Regions from separate parts of the Homo sapiens genome. Here all the other regions are linked to region 1. The links are chromatin loops, found by intact Hi-C in ENCODE. Cell type or tissue: dorsolateral prefrontal cortex. All regions are shown on one strand.

What was found. A loop is a pair of places that touch in the nucleus more often than their neighbours do. Peaks named below come from ENCODE experiments on the same cell type or tissue, not always from the same donor. Only the 100,000 strongest peaks of a DNase experiment are listed, where the experiment ranks them.
Region 2: a loop joins it to region 1, with 8 times the contacts of the local background. A loop is called at or near these places in 63 of 110 quality-filtered maps.
Region 3: it touches region 1 in a loop (14-fold over the local background); 12 of 110 quality-filtered maps call a loop at or near these places.
Region 4: it touches region 1 in a loop (4-fold over the local background); 62 of 110 quality-filtered maps call a loop at or near these places.

What each region holds. Positions count from the first base shown.
Region 1 is chr4:17,322,373-17,327,372 of GRCh38, forward strand. No RefSeq gene overlaps it. Among named protein-coding and RNA genes, the nearest start is that of SNORA75B, 4.0 kb to the left of the region's middle. In dorsolateral prefrontal cortex, CTCF peaks have their summits at 2,186 (motif pointing left) and 2,388; a DNase peak (open chromatin) is centred at 2,179; H3K4me3 peaks cover 658 bases; H3K27ac peaks cover 1,552 bases.
Region 2 is chr4:16,287,996-16,292,995 of GRCh38, forward strand. LOC124900674 (a long non-coding RNA gene) reads left to right here. Exons shown (of 5, transcript XR_007058064.1): 2 at 889-1,050. Among named protein-coding and RNA genes, the nearest start is that of TAPT1-AS1, 64 kb to the left of the region's middle. In dorsolateral prefrontal cortex, CTCF peaks have their summits at 2,103 (motif pointing right) and 2,316; no DNase peak of the experiment used is centred here; H3K4me3 peaks cover 520 bases; H3K27ac peaks cover 1,089 bases.
Region 3 is chr4:16,640,465-16,645,464 of GRCh38, forward strand. All of the region lies in intron 2 of LDB2 (LIM domain binding 2), which reads right to left. Among named protein-coding and RNA genes, the nearest start is that of LDB2, 260 kb to the right of the region's middle. In dorsolateral prefrontal cortex, CTCF peaks have their summits at 2,633 (motif pointing right) and 2,832; no DNase peak of the experiment used is centred here; H3K27ac peaks cover 1,021 bases.
Region 4 is chr4:16,911,996-16,916,995 of GRCh38, forward strand. No RefSeq gene overlaps it. Among named protein-coding and RNA genes, the nearest start is that of LDB2, 16 kb to the left of the region's middle. RefSeq lists a silencer at 4,783-4,862. In dorsolateral prefrontal cortex, CTCF peaks have their summits at 2,392 and 4,951 (motif pointing left); DNase peaks (open chromatin) are centred at 2,406 and 4,906.

The DNA.
Region 1 (5,000 bases):
GAATAGAAGGTGAGTAAAAGAGAAACTACAGAAGCACAGCCCAAGAGAAACATAATGTGAGCCACAAATACAAGCTACATATCCAATTCTGAATTTTCTAGTGGCCACATTTTTTAAAGTTAAAAAAGGTAAAATTAACTTTTAGAATATATTTTATCCAATATTTGCAATGTATTAAAATTTCAGTATGTAATCAGTATAAAACATTATTAATGAGATGTTTTGCATTATTTTCTTTCTCTACTAAGTCTTTGATATCTGGTGTGTATTCTCTACTTACAGAACTTGTCAGTTTCAAGTAGCCAGACTTCAAGTGCTCAATAGCCCCATGTGACTACCACCTTGGACAGCACAAGTCAAGAGGTTTTGAAAAAAGAAAAGGCATTCATGGATGTCTTGCTAGGCCTCAGTCACTTTTTCTACAAACACAGCTTTATTTAATCTTCCAAACCACTCCCTTAGGGGAATATTGTTACAGGTTGAGTATCCCTTATCCAAAATGCTTGGGACCAGAAGTATTTTGGAATTCAGATATTTTTTCTAATTTTGGAATACTTGCATTATACTTATGCGTTCAGCATCTTTACTCCGAGAATCCAAAATCTGAAATGTTCCAATGGGTATTTCCTTTGAACATTGTGTCAGCATTCAATGGCAAAAGTTTGGATGTGAAATCCAAAAGTTTTGCATTTTGAAGCATTTCGGGTTTTGGATTTTTGGATGAGGGGTATTCAACCTGTATTATCCCCATTTTACAGAGGAGAACACTGAGACTCTAAGAGGTTAAGTTGACAGCTAAATAAGTGGGTTGATCTAGGATTTAAATCCAGCTCTCACCAACTTCAAGCCTGGGCATATTCCTCATGCTGGAATTGTCTTAGGAAACTGCTTCCGAGGACCGTGCACCCCAAAACAAGACAACACCCGGGCAGAGAGAACCACAGAGATCCTGGGATCCACTTCTGAGCAGCTTCCTCCCCAGGCTCCATAGCCCACACCAGCTTTGTACAGCCTCCCGTACAGGGAGCAGGGTGGACAAAAAGCACGCAAACACACGCAACTTTTCTCTTTCCAGTTAATTGAAATTGAGATGTACCCTGCTCCATCACAGCAAAATGACGAAAGGAAAGCAAGGAAGGGCACCTGTGTGGGTAAATCTTTTACTTCTGTTGCAGAGACGTACATGATGAACAGATACTTAGTTGGCTGCTTCTCAGCCAGCCAAGCAGGGCTCCCTTACACCCTTTGCGGCTCTATTTTGTTGTCAATTACTGTTTCTAAAACTATTAAGAGAGGAAGGGGGAAGAGTATAAACAGCATTAACGGTAATTTACGATCTGAAAAGGGACAGCAGGAGTTCGAAATCTGTCTACATTAAGATACTTTCCCCACGCTCCTCTGGGTCCTGGAGCTAGAGGATCAGGATCCAGGATCGTAGGAAAAGGATGTTTATACAACACTTCTGGCAGAAAAGACATTTTTTTTCCTTGCACGCCGAGGGCAAGGTTCAGCTGACTTTCCATAAAGGGTCTGGTCTGTGCCGAGCATGCTGTGGGTACCCTGTCCCTGGTGTGGGAAGATACATGAGCTTTCCAGATTTTTGTTTTATTTTATTTACTTTTTGTTTAATGAACCCTCCCTGATTTCTACAGTCATTCAAGCTTGCTGCCACCCACCCCACCCCACCTCAACCATCAGCAAAGCCCACCAGGAAAATTGCCAAGAGAGACACTCATCAGCTCTTCAGTGAGAATTTTGCCATGCTTCTGCCTTTGGTAACTCCAGATTCTTCCAGACAAAGGTTGACTCCATCACTAAGGCATGTTTTATGCCATCCAGTTTAACTTTGCAGGACCTACTTCTCAAGCCAAGGAATTGCAAGACCACATTATGTAGCAGCTTGAGTTAGAGTCTAAAAGGAGAGCCAGTTGCACCCCAGGATTACCATGATTTTTTCCTTTTTCTTTTCTTTTGAGGTGGGCATGAGATACCACGGTCTGGCTCTGAACACAATCTCTGGCAGCTGCTTATGATTCTCTCAACACTAATGATGTGATCAAGTCTTCGAGTGAATTTTGGAGCTGAAGGGAGAGACAAAAAGAAAATTTCATAAACCACCCCCAGAATCTGTTCGCTGAAGCACCACACATTTACAGTACCACCTTCGCGAACCAGTCTCTTAGATCACTAGCGACCCCACGTGGCCAATTTAAAAGAACAGTAATTTTTCTCCCCCCCCGCAGAAAAGAAACTTAACGCTTCAAGGTTTTACTCCTAAGTCTTCGTAGAATTTAAAAACTGAAAAGCTGTAAGGACCGTTAATGTCACCTGACCCAACCACCTCATTTTACAGGAAGCAGAGGTTGAGAGAGGTAAAAAGGGCCTCGAAAGGTCACACAGAATGTTAAGGTCAAGTTAGGAAGCAATACAAGAAATGATTCTAAGAGATTCTATGCTACTGGATTTTAATTTCTTAATCGAAGAAAGGAAAAGAAGGCTTTTGTTCCCCAGACCAGAAAATAAATACTGCTATTACAGAAGAATCACTGTAATAAGACTGCATGTTTTAAAGGATCCCAAGTTCCAATAGGTATGTAGGCAATACATATATTTCTTTCCTCTTCTACGCCTAAAACTTACCAGAGTACATTAAATAGAGTCACGGCAAGAATGAGGCCAGCATGGACAAGAGGGAGGAGTCGGCATTTGGCAAATGTGAATTAGATGCTCATTCCCAAAGCCTAGCCACTGAGCAAAGGAAAAGATTGGGTTTCATTTCCACCCTCATAATGGCACTGCAGAGTGGACACTATTATTCCCATTTTAGAAATGAGAACACTGAGGCTCAGGGAACTAAACTAACTTGCTCAAAATCTGACAGAGACTAAACTGCAAAGCTAGCTCTCTGCAGGACTTTACTTAATGCCTCAACTTATCCATCCATCAAATGGGATGATAAAGTCGGCCTGTTGATCAGAAAATGTTAGTGTTAGAAAGGGTCCTCAGAGGAACTCTCTTTCAAATGAAAATGGACCCGCTGTACATATAACAGTCAAAAATGATTGGTATCTATCTGCATATATATAATAAAGTCTAGCAAAGAGAACATGGGTGCTGTTGTGACCAGATTAAAGCTGAGAGTTAAACAGGGCATTTGCAGTTTTCGATCTGCTTGAGCATCCGGGCTGTATATTCTGTTTTGTTTACTCTGTAACATAGAGTTTCTGATTCACTTTCCCCAAGATAGAAGTCTATCTTGGTTTGATGGACAATGTTGCTGCTGCTGCAGCTGTTCAAATCACACTGCCCTTCCAGCCTCAGAGCCCTCCTCAATTCAAGAGAGAGATGCTTCATTCAAAGTCTGCTCTAAAACCAGTTAGTACGTGTCTACCTTCAGGTCCACGTGGTGTTAAAATATGACATTCTATATACATTTATATGTGTATGTGTTGATATTTATTACCACTACTAACACAGTTTTAAATTAGGTGCAGATGACCTTAAAATCATTTACTTAACTCAAGCACCACCATAGAATCCAAAAGTTCCAGGAGGAGGAAGGAAAATTTGAAAATCACTGATCCAGTCCAGCCTGCTATCAAGAAACCCTACTTTTGTTAAAACCAAAATGAGAACCTCCAAAATTTAGGATCAGCTCAAATCTCCACTCCTCATCACCATCACTACAACCCCATGTGTCACCTTTCCCACGAAGCATCTCATTTGGTCTCCTTTTGCCATCATAGGTTGGACCCCTTCCCCGCCCCACCCCACTACAGGACACGGTCCCCCATTCTTGGCAGCTCTATCCAAAGCATGGACCAAACCTCCCTTTGCTGTCTGCTCTGAGTACCATGGAAACAGTCTGGAATTTTCCCAATGCCATTTCTAAAATTACTGCAAGAGAATAGAAGGTAAATAAATACAGAAAGTGGGAGAAATCTAAAATCAATGATTTACAAAGCGTGAAATTCTGATCCAAATCTTACTACAGGTCATTCTCTCTCTAGAGCTAGAAAATCTTTCCCTGTTCCAGGAGGAGGTCCCCAAAATAGAAATACTCCATGTAAATTGGTACAAAGACTCTGAAAAGCAATCCAGCACCATCCTTCAAGGTCTGTAAAAAAATTCCTATGCTCGGGCCCTGTAATTTCACTTCTCCAACTCACCTGAATGAAATAATCAAACAGCGAGGGCAGTAATTCATTCACAAAGATGTTTGTCACTAACTCACCTATAATTATATAAAAAAAGAAAACCTGAAAACAAACTGTGCAACAGGGTTTATGATGTAGCCATAAAATGGAACATTACGTAGCCATTAAAAATGATGTTTTAAAGCATTTTTGATAATACTAAGTGGACAAAAAAAGAACTTTTAATGGCATTTAGTGAAAATAGCAAGGTGCAAAACTGGTACACATTATGTAATCAAATATTTCAAACCAAAACAAGAGAAGTATGAGTGTGTAGAGGGAAAAAAAAAAAGAAGAAGAAACTTAGCAAAATGTTCACAAAGTGAACTGACAGAGTGGTGAGATTCATGCTGATTTTCTTCTGTACTTGAATTCTGCTTTACTTTTATGATGAGTTTGCATTAATGTATAATCTGAAAATAAAATAAGTTGGGGTGGTCTCTTTAAAAAATATTTTATTAACTTTGAAGATATTAACTTTTTAAAGATATGAACTCTGTAGCCCAGGAGGCTGACACATTTTCTCAATCTACATCTCCCTACCTCCTCCCTGTCCCCATCGTGCTCCATCTCCACGCCTCCTGCTCCGCCCACCTCATCTCTGCTTCTCCTTTCTGCTTGTGGATCCCAGAGATCCACATTCATGACAGCCAATGATGCGACCCTCCAAGGGACCTTCCAGAGTCACATTTGTCAGGAGGCTGGTACCTCTTCTGAATTATTTACCCTTAAATAAAGCAACCCCATGAAAAATTCACATCTCTCAAACGTCTTGCAAGATTTTTCTTCTCCTCTTGGTTGAAA
Region 2 (5,000 bases), 1.0 Mb before region 1:
ATCTATCAGATTAATGAAAATCATATTGTTGGAGGATATTTAGTTCAACAAGGATGGCAGGGTTGGAGAGGGAGAAACAATAAGCTTCACCTCTCAGCCTGTGGGAGCTGTGGGAAATGTGATCTAGCCCGTTGTTAACTGGATCAACACTCTGGGGAGTGGGCTGGCAAGCAATATGGCAGAAACCGGGAAGATAATATTTTTTAAGTTGTAAACTAAACAGGTTTTAATTAAAAATATAAACTTACAAAAATAGTGTTTTTTTGCACAAAATATCATGCTGGAGGACATAAAATAATTTATATCAATAGTCATGCGCACCTCAATGAGCAGCAGAAGTCCATATTTATTCTCCAGGCTATGTGGTTTGGAGGAACAAGGGTATCCTTTGGGTCAGACCCTCTACCTCCAACTTCAGTGCTCTTTCTACTGCACCACAGACAACTTGCTGTTGCTGTGAAAACCACTAGTGCCAGGAGACCGAAACCAGCTGCAGATTGCTCTTGCTAATGGTCAGCCCAGACTGAAAAGCCAGCCACACAGGCCTAAATAAAATAATACTTAAAAAAATTACTTGGGTTGCCATCCCAATGCTGATTGAAAGGTTTCAAAGATTGGATCTATTAGAGCAAACTGCTGATTCATCTTGTTTCTCTGCTGTTAACTGAGTTTCTAACATTTAGGGACATCCTAATCACTCCTACAGAAATAAAGGACAAACTCCTTGATTTCAAAATCATGGGAATACATTTTTTGGAGAGAGTGACCTCAGCTTCTTTTCCTTTTCTGAGGGTCCTATTATTCAAGAAACATGTTTTGATCCCCAGCTGTGTGCCAGGAAACATGCAAAGTGCATTACATACCTTGACTCATTGAATCCTCCCACAGACCCCACATATAGGAACCATCGGATCCCTGTGTACAGATGAAGAACTGAGTCTTGGAAAGCTTAACTACCTTGCTCACAGTCACACGTTAAGGTCTAAAGTGAGAAATTAAACCAAGTCTTCCAATCTCAAAGACTTTAAAGGAAAAGCTACAAGCTACAAGGTAAGCCCCTCTCTTGTTATGATAGAAGCTGCAAAATGAAACCAGACATGTTTTCTTTCCTTAAGAACCTATCTACTCAGGCAATTATAAACAGTAGAAAGTCTGAAATATTTAATGTGAAAACTTAAAAAAATAGTCTAAGAGATCACAAAGGGAAAGTTTAATTCTCTCTGATTAGAGATTGACTTCCCAGAGATGGTAGTATATGAACCGGGGCTTGGAGAGTGAACAGAATTTGAACGTGCCCAGAAGTGTTTCTTGAGAGGAGATCAACATGGCTACAGCGTTAGCCATAGGGAAGGGCAGGATGTTTACATCAGAAATAGTGAGGGCGGTTGGAAACAAAGGACTGGATATAGAAAAGAACCTGGCATCTGAGATACCTCTTCATAGGTGTGATAGTTACAAGTCTAGGATTCCATAACATCACTGAAGGAAGTACTGTCAAGCAAAGGTTCTAAACATGGAACCAGGAACTTTGTGAACCCCCCTGAAATTGTTGGCTGAAATGTGTGAGCATGTATGTGAGTGTAGGTGTGTGCAAGTGTGTAAGAGTGTGTGTTCTGTTTCTATCAGAGTGTGTGTGCCAGGAGGGGCACAGTCATCTGAGTGTCTTTTTCTGGAAAGAATGTCCGTGGACCATGGGTGACCATTGGTTTTCTATGGGTTACAAAACCTGTGACAAGGTGCATAACCACTACATCTAGAAAGAGAAGGCAAAGAACATACCTTAGGAGTTACATAGATAAAGTAGATTTGGTGAAGGCTGGAAGAAAATGGCCAGAGAGAACCATGAACATCTACTATTACAGAGGGCAAAGAGAGAAGTTATTTAAAGCATGGAATGACAGGCCAACTGTGCCTAAGGAGGATGAGATATCAATAAACAGATGAGTTCCACCAGGTGTGTTCATCTATGTTCTCTTGGGTTACCTGGAAATCATTTGCAGACTTTAATGGATGCTTTACATGATTAGGAACAGTCAAACAAATGCAATCACAACTGAAAACAAAGCCCTATTTAAAAATGATCCACAAGATGGCACTGTGGGCCAATAAGAATATTCATCTGGTTTTCACAGTGAAATGTTTCTCGTTCATTCGTTTTTCTCTATCTTTTGCTAATATACTGCAGCCTGATCCCATACCTTATTTGTCTATTAAAAACCCTGGCATTTGAAAATAATATTCCTAATTTTTATGATTCCTGCTTACTCTTTATATAATCCTCAGTAGAGTTTGGAAAACCTTCATTTAAATTCTGGTTTCAATACAGGAAGTTGGATCTTATTTCTAATATACTGAAAACCCTTAGAAGGCTGTGTGTAGTCAATGCCGGAATTTATTGGTCCTTGGGGAGCTTCGAGATTGGGAAAGACAGGAGGGAAATAAAGGGAAAAGAGAGAGAAGGACTCTAAGTTTGATCAGAAAAGCAGAGAACACAAGTTTCAGCCATGATTAGCCTGGCAAGAACATAAAGCACCCAGGAAATCCACATAGGTGTAGTGTTGCTTCCAAGAAAAAGAATCTCATTCTGGGGAGTGTGTTAGCTAGGGCTTTCACTTTGAAACATGCATTATTTATTTGTTATTATTATTATTATGCAGAAAGAACAACAAATGGCTTAAATTAGGCACCAAGACACAGGAGTTAAAATGTGTCCTTTTGTCAAAGAGAATCATAATGCAATCTTACCCGTATATGGCATGTAACTATATAGTTTACAAAGAGCTTTTATACGTTCATCATCTTGCTTGATTCTCAAAACCACCCTGTGCGTGGGAAAGGTCACCAACCCCACTTCACATATCAGGACACTGAGACCTTGGATATGTTCAGAGACTTGCTCAAGGACACACAAGCAGGACAAGCTGGCAGAGGAATCTAAGTCTTCAATTTTCTTCTCTGCAAAATGGGGTTAATGGCGCTTACTGTCGCAGAAGTGTGTTAAACATAACCACATAGTAAAAGTCTAGACAGAGAATCAGTAAATGTTAGCTGGTTTCATTATTCATAAAAAGAACATTACAATGTCTATTTCCAATGATATATATTTTAAAGATATTTAGTTGCAACAATAGAAACCACTTATCTTGCTAACTTAACTTGCCAACAATCTGCTAAATTACCTTCCGTATTTCCTCCACGTGCCCATTGTTCATGGGCAATAAAAAAGGAATTTATTGGAAGGACACAGAAGAGCTTCAGAATCACAGGAAGAGCAGAATAATGTGGCTTTGGAAAATACAGGACACAGGAGAGAGGCTGGCTAACCTCAGGGTACATGTATACGCCATAGTGAGGGGAGGCAAGGATCCCTGGCTGATAGTCAGCCAGGGGGACAAGTTCCCTGAAAGGGAAATTGGGATGCTATTTTAGAAGAGAAGAAGAAATAAGTGCCTGGTAGGAAAAAAAAAAAAAAAAACATGAAATGCCACTGCACAAAGTATTTCTAGAATGAAGGAGACCTTAACGTCACTTTACGTAAAGCTAATGATAATGACCGATGTTTATTTAGCACTTATGTGTCAGGCACTGTTACATTTATTCACTCATTTAGTCCTCGTGATAACCCTATGAAGCAAGCAGTATTATTAGTCTCATTTTACATGGGAGAAAACGAAGGCACATTTGACCAGAGTAGCAGAGCTGAGTTAAAAACCCATCTAGAGCTCATAACAAAAGACAACAACAGTGTTTAGAAGATTGTTGTAAAAATCAAAAGAGTTAATCTTAGATAGAAATATGAAATTGCTGGTGTTTATCCATTTTTGGCCTAGAAAAACAGCCGCTGCATATGACTCTACCTAATACCTTTACAGCAATCAGAACAGTGCTAGAACTTAGTGCCTGATGATGTTTCTCATTGTTACTAGATTATCCTGCCTGTCTATAGGCAATGGGCTTTAAAAACTATTAAAGTGTGCAGGTCCATTGTCATTTAAACTGGACTGGGTTGGGGTAAAGCCCAGGAAGGTGTCTTTTGTCTAGTGCCACATTGCAGTTTTCTAAGGAGCTAAGGAGCAAGTTAGGCATTGTATTAGGTTTTATTATTATTATTATTATTTGTGATTTCTATGTGTCTATGCATCTCCTTCGGATCTTTCTTCTCATACATCAGCTTACAGCTTATTCTTTGGGACTGGGAGCACAGCGAGAGGTCATTGTTTCATGGCAATGCAACAAGAAGTGGAGAAGCCCTGCCTTACCATTCAAAGCTGGATCCCCTCTCCCTCCTCCGTTCACCCCATGCCCCATGCTTCTTGCCCTGATGTGTCTCTGAAAGCATCCTGAAGAAATCAATTGCATGACCAGAGCTGGAAGTGTCTCTGGGAGCTGTTTAGTTCAACCTATTTATCAAAGCTGTTTATCAATGAGGAAGTGGGCTCAGCTAGTCAAACAGCTGCAAAAAAGGTCGGGGGGCTGGTTTACATCTAGGAGGAATTGTGGAGGACCAGTACCAGCCCGGAGTCCTCTGAACCCCAGATTAGGTGGAAAAATCAGTGACTACACCGTTCACTGCAGGTCCAAGCACACAGCTCCACACGCCACCCTGAAGGAGAAAAATAAGTGCTGCAGGCACATTTCCATTCTTTTCTTTCAAACACAATCCTCTCTCCAATCTGCCTGAAGAAGAAAGGCCATGCACGAGCCACAGGTTACTTATTTTCTGGAAGGATAAATGTGGGCCTGTTTCCAGTAAAAGTGACTTCCAAGAAGCATGAGCCTTCTTGAATACTGACCCACTTCCGGATGTGATCCTGGCTGCGGCAGTTTCCAGAATATCATCAGGGTAACTTTCCCGCTGTGCGGTCTATGTTGGAACTTACATCGTCTTTAAAAGGCACAAATAGCTGAATAACATAATGTAACCTGATGTTCTGACAACCCCACTTATACTCAGGCTAAATTTAAAGGTCACCATTGCAGGGAAATAGTGGCATGAGAAT
Region 3 (5,000 bases), 680 kb before region 1:
GAGGACAATATTAGGGATGAATGCTCAGTCTTCCTTCTTCATCATTATTTCTCAGATCCATGGGGTGAAGGGAAAGAATAGTAACAGCTAGCATTTTGTGACCATTTACTACCAGCCAGACACTATTAAAACTACTTGTTATATGTTAAGTAATATAATCCGCACAGCAAAATCTATGAAGTGGGCATTATTTTTATCTTCAATCTCTGTATAAGGAAACTTACTTACAAAGAGGTGAAGTGACTTGGCCCAGGTTTCACAGCTGGTAATTGACAGATACAGGATCAAACTCAGATAGTCTTGCTCTACCTTTTCCTCTGAAAAGAGTAGATTCTATGCCAGAAGGCTGTCAATGAACCATGTATTTGATATCTTAGATCTAAGATTTCTATTTGAAATAGGTCCTTATTAGGAAATATTGTCATTTTTAGTTCAAATTCAACAATTTCAAGACAATTTTGTTTTCATTAAATTGAGTCAAATTTCACTCTAGGCTTGGAGTCCTTGTCCCCATGATGATTACCCATTTAAGACAAACAGGACACCAGTTCCAAATGATGGTGGGAAGTTGAAAACTATAAGGAAAAAAAGAACAAAGCCAAGGAGATGGACATAGATGGAAACTGGAAGCATTTTGGATTTGACTAGGGAGTTTGGCAGTAGAGGAGAAGGAGAGGATATCTCTGTGATGTATGGACAATATTTTAAGAGAAAGAAATGAAAAGGCCATTTTAGGAGAAGCTGACTTTATTTCAGGAGACGGCAGGTAGGAAACTGGTATTTCACATAAAGGAGCTTACCTTTTATTATCTACAAGAGGAACAGGAAATGAACCTATGTGGAAAACAAGGCATGTTCAATGAGAAAGAAAGCAAAGGGGAAGTTTCTAGAGTGAGAGCTCAGGGGCACGGTAACTGTGTTAGTCTGTTTTGCTTTGCTATAAAGGGAGACTTGAGAGGTTTAATTGGCTCATGGCTCTGCAGGCTGTATAGGAAGCATGGCATGGGTATCTTCTCTGCTTCCAGTAAGGGCCTCGGGGGGCTTTTACTCATGGCAGAAGGTGAAGCAGAAACAGGTGCATCACATGGCAAGAGAAGGGGTGCAGGAGAGAGAAGTGAGAGGTCCCAGACTCTTTTTAACAACCAGATCTCCTGTGAACTCAGAGTAAGAAGTCGCTCATTACCACAAGGATGGCACTAAGCCATTCATGAGGGACCCGCCCCCAAGACCCAATCACCTCCCACAAAGCCCCATCTCCAACACTGGATGTCACATTTCAACTTGAGATTTGAGGGGGACACATATACAAACTATGTCAGTAACTGTGTTGGGAAAGCAAGTACTTGAGAAGCAAAAAGGACACACAGAGTCACATTGAAAACAAGGCAGAGAGCTGGGACCAGGGGCCAGGGCACCTGCCTTAATATGAAAGAACATTAACAAAGGAAAGAAAATAGTAGCAAGAAACAATTACTAAAAGTAACTAAAGTGGGGGAGGGGGCATGACTTAGTATAAAGAAAATTAAGTATCCATAAGTATGTAGAATTATTGCCTGTCAACTAAAAATAAAACAGAAAAAAATTAAGAACTGGTAGCCAAAAATAGAAATAAGACAATTCTGAAGTGGAAAGGAGAGTTGCAACACAGCACAACTTCAAAACTTGGTCTCATCTCCCAGAAACCAAATTGCCTCAGAAAGCCAAGTGCTTGGAGGGAAATTCATAGCAGTCCTAGATAATATGGGAGAGAGGAATGAGATCATGCCTACATTACTGAGCTAACTAGTAAGTCTGAACCTTCTAGCATGATTAATATGACAAAGAACTGTATAGTAACTATGAGAATATACTACAGGAAAAGGAAATGTTAAGAAAAGGAGAGAACATAGCAGGTAAACGCACAAAAACCCACTCCTAATGGAAAAAAATGTGAAAAAACAGGAAATACCCATAAAAACTTCATGATACAGAAGTTGATAGAAACATGAATTTAGTAAACTTAGAGCTCAGAGACAAGATGATCAAATACCAGAAGGAGATAAATTGAAAATGAAAAGAAAGAAAATCTCACAAAAAAGCATGAAGGAACAAGATAACATTATCGCTGAACTAATAATAATTCACTGGGCTTCCTTTCCATGGACCCAGCTTCAGGACCCTGTTCCTCCTCAATGACAGTGGCTCTCCAGGTGACCATGATCAATCATTTGGAGGTGGCTCTTGAAAGGAAGCCCATGGACCTTTCTCTTAAGGATATGTTTAATTATTGCCCCTCTTAGATTATGAGCTCCTGGAAAGCAGACATTATCTCTGCCTGCTTGATAGATGACCACGGGTAACTGCCACCCTCAGCAGTGAATAGACATTGGACAAATAAATCATTCACATCAAGATCAACATAGCATTTCATTCAGGCTCAAGTTTGAATAAAAAAGAAAATTGTAGAGGGGTGGCAAGAAGATAGTCTTTTTAATTTTTTTCTTTTTAGGGAATGAGTATGTTCTTCCACCTGAATAGCAGGATTGGTTAAACACCTTAACCTCCATGTATGATGCCTGGCAGAGCCACCTCTAAAGAACACCTTTCATATCATAGACTTGTATGTATATTTATTACAACAATTTCCCGGTAGATGGCAGTAAGCTGTCTTCGTCTACCACACAATCGGTTTATTACAACAATTCTCTAACAGATAGGGATAAAAGTATCTTTGTGGGGTGGGATGGGGTGGGGGGGGCACTTTTTCCTAATTCCAATGGAGGCTCCATATGTGCTAACTGCACCACCCAGAGCATGACATACCTACGTTCAAATCCTAATGCCACACTCCGTTACTAGCTGTATGTTCTTCAAAAAGCAATATAACTGCTCTGAGCTTCCTATTTTCAGATTCCTTATCCATATCAAAGGATTGATAATAGTTCTTTTCTCACAGACAGGTATCAAGAAGTCATTAAGACAATGCAAGTAACACATTTAGCATGGCTAATTGGCACAAAATAAGGCCTAAATGTTCTTTGCTATCATCATTATCATTATTATTTATTATTGTTAAATGGCACTAAAACTCTGATCCCTTTGCATTTTGCAAACCAAGAAGGCAAATTATTCTCAAAATAAATAGAGTATGCAGATCATGCCTAAAAATATAGTAATTATTTCAAGCTAATAAAATACATTTTGTATCTAAGCACTTCAAAATATTTTGTCTATTCCAAGTATTATTTGCCATAGAAACATCTTAAAACAACCTCTTCATTTTGGTCTTTGGTACAGCGTAATTAACGTTGTTTAAATAAAAAAAAAACCCTGCCCAGTAATTAAATGCATCTCACAAATAAAGTGTCACGAATAAACTTAGCATATTATAATACATCATTTTATTTGCTGGCTTTTTTCTTACAGAGTCTTGAGATGCATTCTGAGAAATAATTTTTGTGTGTGTGCAATGGCAAATATAGCACCTAACCATGCTTTTTCATTGTTTCTTTGGTCTCTCCTAAACAACAAACAGCCCTTCCAAGTGCTGCTTCTTGAGTAATTGTTTTTTGTCAATGTTTTGTCAACTTGTCAATTGCTCACACACAGTTTATGAACACTCTCACAGCACAGCTGTCTACGGTCTGACAGAGAAACCCATCCATTTGGAATGCCATTAAGTATGGTACTCCCGTTTGAAGAAGCTCTGTTTATACCTTGGAAGAGTGGGAGAGTGTGTGTGAGATTTATTGCTGCCACTTTGGTAAATTCTGGTTTTGACAGAATATTTTTGAATACAGAATGCCAACCAGTGTAGAGACACAAATGATGGGACTTGCACTTCAATATTTCATCCCAAGCTCCAGGTGTTTTCTTAAAAAAGGGCTGATCTAATGCCATTAGGCCCTAAATCCGGTAACATGTCCATTTCGTTTTTCATGACCAACTTAATCATTAGGTATTTCACATGAACCAATTTTTTTTTCTTTTTTTTTTTTTTTGAGATGGAGTCTCACTCTTATGGCCTAGGCTGGAGTGCAGTGGCATGATCTTGGCTCACTGCAACCTCTGCCTCCTGGGTTCAAGGGATTTTCCTGCCTCAGCCTCCCGAGTAGCTGGCATTACAGGCATGTGCCACCATGCCCAGCTAATTTTTTTGTGTTTTTAGTAGAGACGGGGTTTCACCATGTTGGCCAGGCTAGTCTTGAGCTTCTGACCTCAAGTCATCCACCTGCCTTGGCCTCCCAAAGTGCTGGGATTATAGGCATGAGTCACTGCACTTGGCCATGAACCAATTTTTTGTCTTACACTTTCTGATAAGGTTTCTCTTTCATAATTTCACATTTTAGCTTCCATTATCCTCTTCTATTAAACTAGTTCTTTTCCGATCATCTTCCATATCAGATATTCAGGTCAAGTAGCTTTCAGGCACCCTTATATTTTCCCTCTTCCACTCTCATCCTCATCCTGTTACTATTCTAGGTATCTTTAGGTAACCTCATTTGCTCTTAGTGGCCCAACTGATATATAGACATAAGCATAAACACTTAAGTTGGAAACAGAAAAACTCTTACTATTGTTGAAACAAAATAAAATCACCCCCTGCCCAACTCTCTACATTACCTGTGTTTAATTTAGGCTTTGGCAAAAAGGAGCACAGGCAAATAAGTGCATTGATAGCTATGACACCTTTTAGGCAAAAGATCAAGTCCCGAGGATTCTGACTCCACTAATTCAGAGTCTAAGCTAATTCACACAGTGGCTGAGGTTTCCTTTTACAATAGCTGTAGTAATTTTAAAAAAGGATTGGTGGCCGGGCGCGGTGGCTCACGCCTGTAATCCCAGCACTTTGGGAGGCCGAGGCGGGTGGATCATGAGGTCAGGAGATCGAGACCATCCTGGCTAACAAGGTGAAACCCCGTCTCTACTAAAAATGCAAAAAAATTAGCCGGGCGCGGTGGCGGGCGCCTGTAGTCCCAGCTACTCGGGAGGCTGAGGCAGGAGAATGGCGTGAACCCGGG
Region 4 (5,000 bases), 410 kb before region 1:
TGGCGTGAACCCGGGAGGCAGAGCTTGCAGTGAACCGAGATTGCACCACTGCACTCCAGCGTGGGTGACAGAGTGAGACTCTGTCTCAAAAAATAAATAAATAAATAAATAAATAAATAAATAAATAAATAAAGTAGAAAAAGGGATTCAAAGCTTAGGGAGATGGAATGTTAGGGTGGATTCACCATTTAAAACCGACTCACTCACACTGGAAGGGTCCTAAGACCCTACCACCACAACTGTGAGAAATAAACTTATGTGAGGAGCCCCAGCATCCTTGGAAAATCATCCCACAGTTGTTTTTCTATACAGCGCAGGCCTTACAGCGGAACTTCAGTTACTGAATTGGGAAACCTAAATGCAATGGGTGTAATTGGATCCTGGGGTGGCAGGGTCCACACGGCAGCATCAACCACCCGAGGCCAGGTGAACGTGGTCACTGTCTGGCACAGCAGAGTCAAAGCAGCCCTCAGAGCAGTCTGACTCACACTGACCTGTGGGGCTGACTAATTGATCATGCTGTTCCTAGAAGTGAAATAGACAGGAAACCCACTGAATTCTTACTTAATGTATATAAGCAAATTCTAGGTTGAGCGAACAAAAGTCTAACTTGAATCATAGAATCAGAGAGTCATGGCTCTTCAATTCACTCAAGGGGAGGCTGGTGTTGTGGGGCTACATGGAGATTTCCCTTCTAAGGCAGAGAACGCTTTGATGCATCTGGCCCCACACCTGCAAGTGAAAAGGAGACACAATGCCTGATAGGCCTCTATGGAGTTTGGAGGCAGTATATTTCTCATTTGGGTGCATTAGTCCAACTCATTTACTGGGTGAACCAAAAAGCTGCTAATTTGAGGGGCACAGAACAAGAGAAGTCTCTGCAGCAGGTCTTGGCTGCTGTGCAACCTGCTCTGCCACTTGGACCATACGATCCAGCAGATTCAATAGTGCTTGGTGTCTCCGTGGCAGATGGGCAAGGAATGCTGTCTGGAGCTTTAGCAGGCCCATTAGGTGGATCACAGCACAGGCCCTCGGGATTTTGAAGCAAGACCTGCCATCCACTGTGGTTAACTACACTTGTTTTGAGAAATAGCCCTTGGCCTGCTACCAGGCCTTAGTAGAGACTGAACCATGAGCCAGCAAGTCACCATGGGACCTGAGTTGACCACAAGGAATTGAGTGTTAGCTGGCCTATCAAGCTATAAATGGAGGCGTGCACAGCAACACTCCATTATCCAATGGAAATGGTGTATACATGATGGGGTCTGAGCAGGTCGTGAAGGCACAAGTAATTTACATGAAGTGTCCCAAATGCCATGGTCGCCAGTTCTGCTACACTGCTTTCTCTTTTCCATTTTGGACTTATGACCTCATGGGGGGTCCCCTACAATCAGTTGACAGAGAAAGAGAAGGCTTGGAACAGGTTTACCGATGGTTCTGCATCATGTGCAGGCACCACTGAATGTGGACAGCTGCAGCACCACAGCTCTTTCCTGGGGCATCCTGAAGGACAGTGGTAGATGGAAATCCTTCCAGTGGGCAGAATTTTAAGCAATGCATCTGGGTTTTTTTTTTTTGCCAGGAAGAAGTAACAGCCAGATATGCGATTATATACACTTCATGGGCTGCATCTATTGGTTTGGCTGGATGATCGGGGACTTAAAGAGATCGTGGTTGGAAAACTGGTGACAAGGAAATCTGGGAAAGAGATATGTGGATAGACCTCTTTGAGTGGGCATAAAACATGCAGATATGTTAGTTCCACGTGAATGCTCATCAAAGGGTGACCCCAGCAGATGAGGGTTTTAATAATCAAGTAGATAGGGTGATCCAGTCTGTGAGTACCAGTCAGCCTCTCTTCCCAGGCAACCCTATCTTCACCCAATAGGCTCATGTACAAAGTGACCATGGTGTCAGGGATGGAGGCTATGCATGGACTCAGCAACATGGACTTCCACTCACCAAGGCCAATCTGATTATGGCCTCTGCTGGGAGCCCAATCTGCCAGCAGTAGAGACCAACACTGAGTCCTCAATATGGCACCATTCCTTGAGGTGATCAGCTTATCACCTTGTGGCAGGTTGATTACATTGGACAATTTCCACCATGGAAGGGGCAGTGTTTCATTCTTAATGGAATAGATGCTTACTCTGGAGATGAATATGTCTTTTCTGCTGCAATGCTGCTGCCAAAATTACCATCCATGGACTTACAGAATGCCTTATCCATCGTCATGGCATTCTATAGAGTATTTCTTCTGATCAAGGAACTCACTTCAGAAGAAAGTGTGGTACTGGGTGCATGTTCATGGAATTCACTGGTCTTACCATGTTCCCCACCATCCTCTAGCAGCTGCACTGATAGATCAGTGAAATGGCCTGTTGAAAACTCAGTAACAATGTCAGCTAGGTGGCAGTACCAGGCAGGGCTGGGGCAAGGCTTTCTAAAAGACTATGTAAGTCTCTCAGTCAGCATCCAGTATATAGTACTGTTCCTCCTATAGCCAGGATTCATGGGTCCAGGAATCAAAGGGTAGAAATGAGAGTGTCACCATTCACTATTACCTTTAGGGACCCACTAGCAAAATTTTTGCTTCCTGTTCCTGCAACCTCTTCTCTGCTGGCCTAGAGGTCTTAGTTCCAAAGGGAGAAGTTCTTCCATCAGGAGACACAAAAATGATTCTTTTGAACTGGAAGTTAAGACTTCCAGCCATTTAGGGCTCCTCAGGACTCCAAATCAATCAACAGGCAAAGAAAGGAGTTTTTGTACTGCCTGGAGTGAGTGATCCTGACTTCCAAGGGGAAACTGAACTGCTACTCCACTATGGATGTATGGAATGTAGGAGATTCCTTAGCATGTCTCTTAGTGTCACCATGCCCTGTGATTAATGTCCATGAAGAGTGACCCAATCCAGGAAGGACTACAAATAGCTCAGGACCTTCATAAATGAAAGTTTGGGCCACCCCAACAGGTAAAGAACCACAGCCAGCTGAGGTGTTTGCTGAAGGCAAGAGGAATACAGAATGGGTAGTGGAAAAAGGTCATTATAAACACTGGCTACAGCCATGTGACCAGTTACAGAAATGAAGGCTGTCATTGTCATGAGTATTTCTTCCTTATTTTGTTACGAGTATGTCTGTGTGTGTGTATGTGTGCATTAAGCAAACGTTGTTTTCTTCCCTTTCTTATTTTCTTATCACATATTATAAGATGTGTTGACTTTATAATATAGTATTTAATATTATTAACTACATCATAATTTATAAGTCATAAAATATCAAGCAGAAGAGTTAACATCACTCAAGGACTTTATTTCCTCCTCTGTGGAAGGGGTTAGTGCATTTCTGGTTTTACACATGATAGTTGTATAACATTTGGTGGAATTTTGACCTTTTAATTCTGTTTATTTGGAGAATAAGTATGATTTAAGAGGATGTGTGTGGGTGCCAAGTTGACAAGGGGTGGACTTGCGATTGTTAATTCTATGTCAACTTGACGGCCATGGAATGCCCATGTATCTGATTAAGCATTATTTCTGGGTGTGTTGGTGAGAGTGTTTCTGGAAGAGATTAGCATTCGAGTTAGTGGACTGAGTAGCGCAGATGGCCTTTCCCAATGTGGGTGGGCATTATCCAGTCACTGAAGGCTTGTATAGAATAAATGGTGAGCATTAACTAAATCACGTATCATGACTGTGTAAGATGTTAACATTAGGTGAAGCTTGGTGAAGAGCATACAGCAACTCTCTGTACTATTTTTGCAACTTTTCTTTAAGTCCAAAATTTACGCAAATGTAAATTCTAAGTCACACAACATGGTGCCATAAAAGATAAGTGTGTGTATAAATCCTATACACACACTTATTTTTTATGTTTGGCACAAACATTTCGAGTGATGTTTAACAGAAAAATACTCATTTATATTTGCTTTATTTAAAGATAAAACTTGCGGTTGTCATTTACTTTTCTAGTTCAGGGAGTAAGTGGGTTACCACCGCTCTCTCAGTCGCTGAATGACATTAATTTTGCCTTTGGAGTATTTATTACAGCAGTGTGTTTCCTCAAACAAGTTAAAAATTTTGGAATCCCTTTTATTCACCATGTAAATGGCAACACGGTTGTCTTAGAATTCCACAATGTGTCAAGCTTCAGTAGTCAACATGGTCAGTGACCCAGATCTTACACCACATTCCCTTGTGAGGAAGATATTCTTCTGAGCCTAAAATGTTGAAGACGTTTCTCTTTTGCTGCTGAGGTCTTCATACCAGCTTGTTTCCTTCAACCCCTGCTATGCTAAACTCTAAGGCACAATCCCAATTATTTTGCTTTATGTGAATTTCAATGTGTTAGTTTCCCTAGTTTAAAAAATAAGCTCCTCATCTACTGGAACTTGGTTTGACTGCACATTTTTCTTTCCAGTGTGTTTACTGCAGAAGAATTTGAGCCATACATTTTAGTTATTTATAGGACTCTGCTTAAGGTTATGGTGAAATTGAACAATTTCCCAAGATTCAGGCTGTGGGTTTTGGGGAGGGGGCTGTGAGATTGGTCCGGAGAATCCTGCTTTGGGAACTAGATCATCACTCAATGGGGAGGGGACAATGGCCCTACAGATTGGTGTGGTCAGTATATGGACAACAGAAAGTGGCACGCCGACCCTCATATCTGGAGTATGATTGCTTATTTAGAATCAAACAATGAAAACAAACAAAATCAAAGAGATGACATGAGCAGATCCATTGATAACCCGCCTTTTTAAAAACGACACAAAGTTCCGGCCCTCTTTCCCCAGTCAGAACAGCCGGTTTCCCTCCTGTACATTCCCTGCCCTTATAGCAGGTAATGGCCTGAATGCACGGTGATTTCCCTTGAGCAGGGGCGGTACCTGGGGAGCTTGCGTTGTGACTGCCTCAGCGCCTCCTGTCTCCCTCTAGTGGCAGCCTCAGGGAGGGCAAGCATACGAATGTAAATTCTAAATCACACCACAGGGTGTCCTTGTTT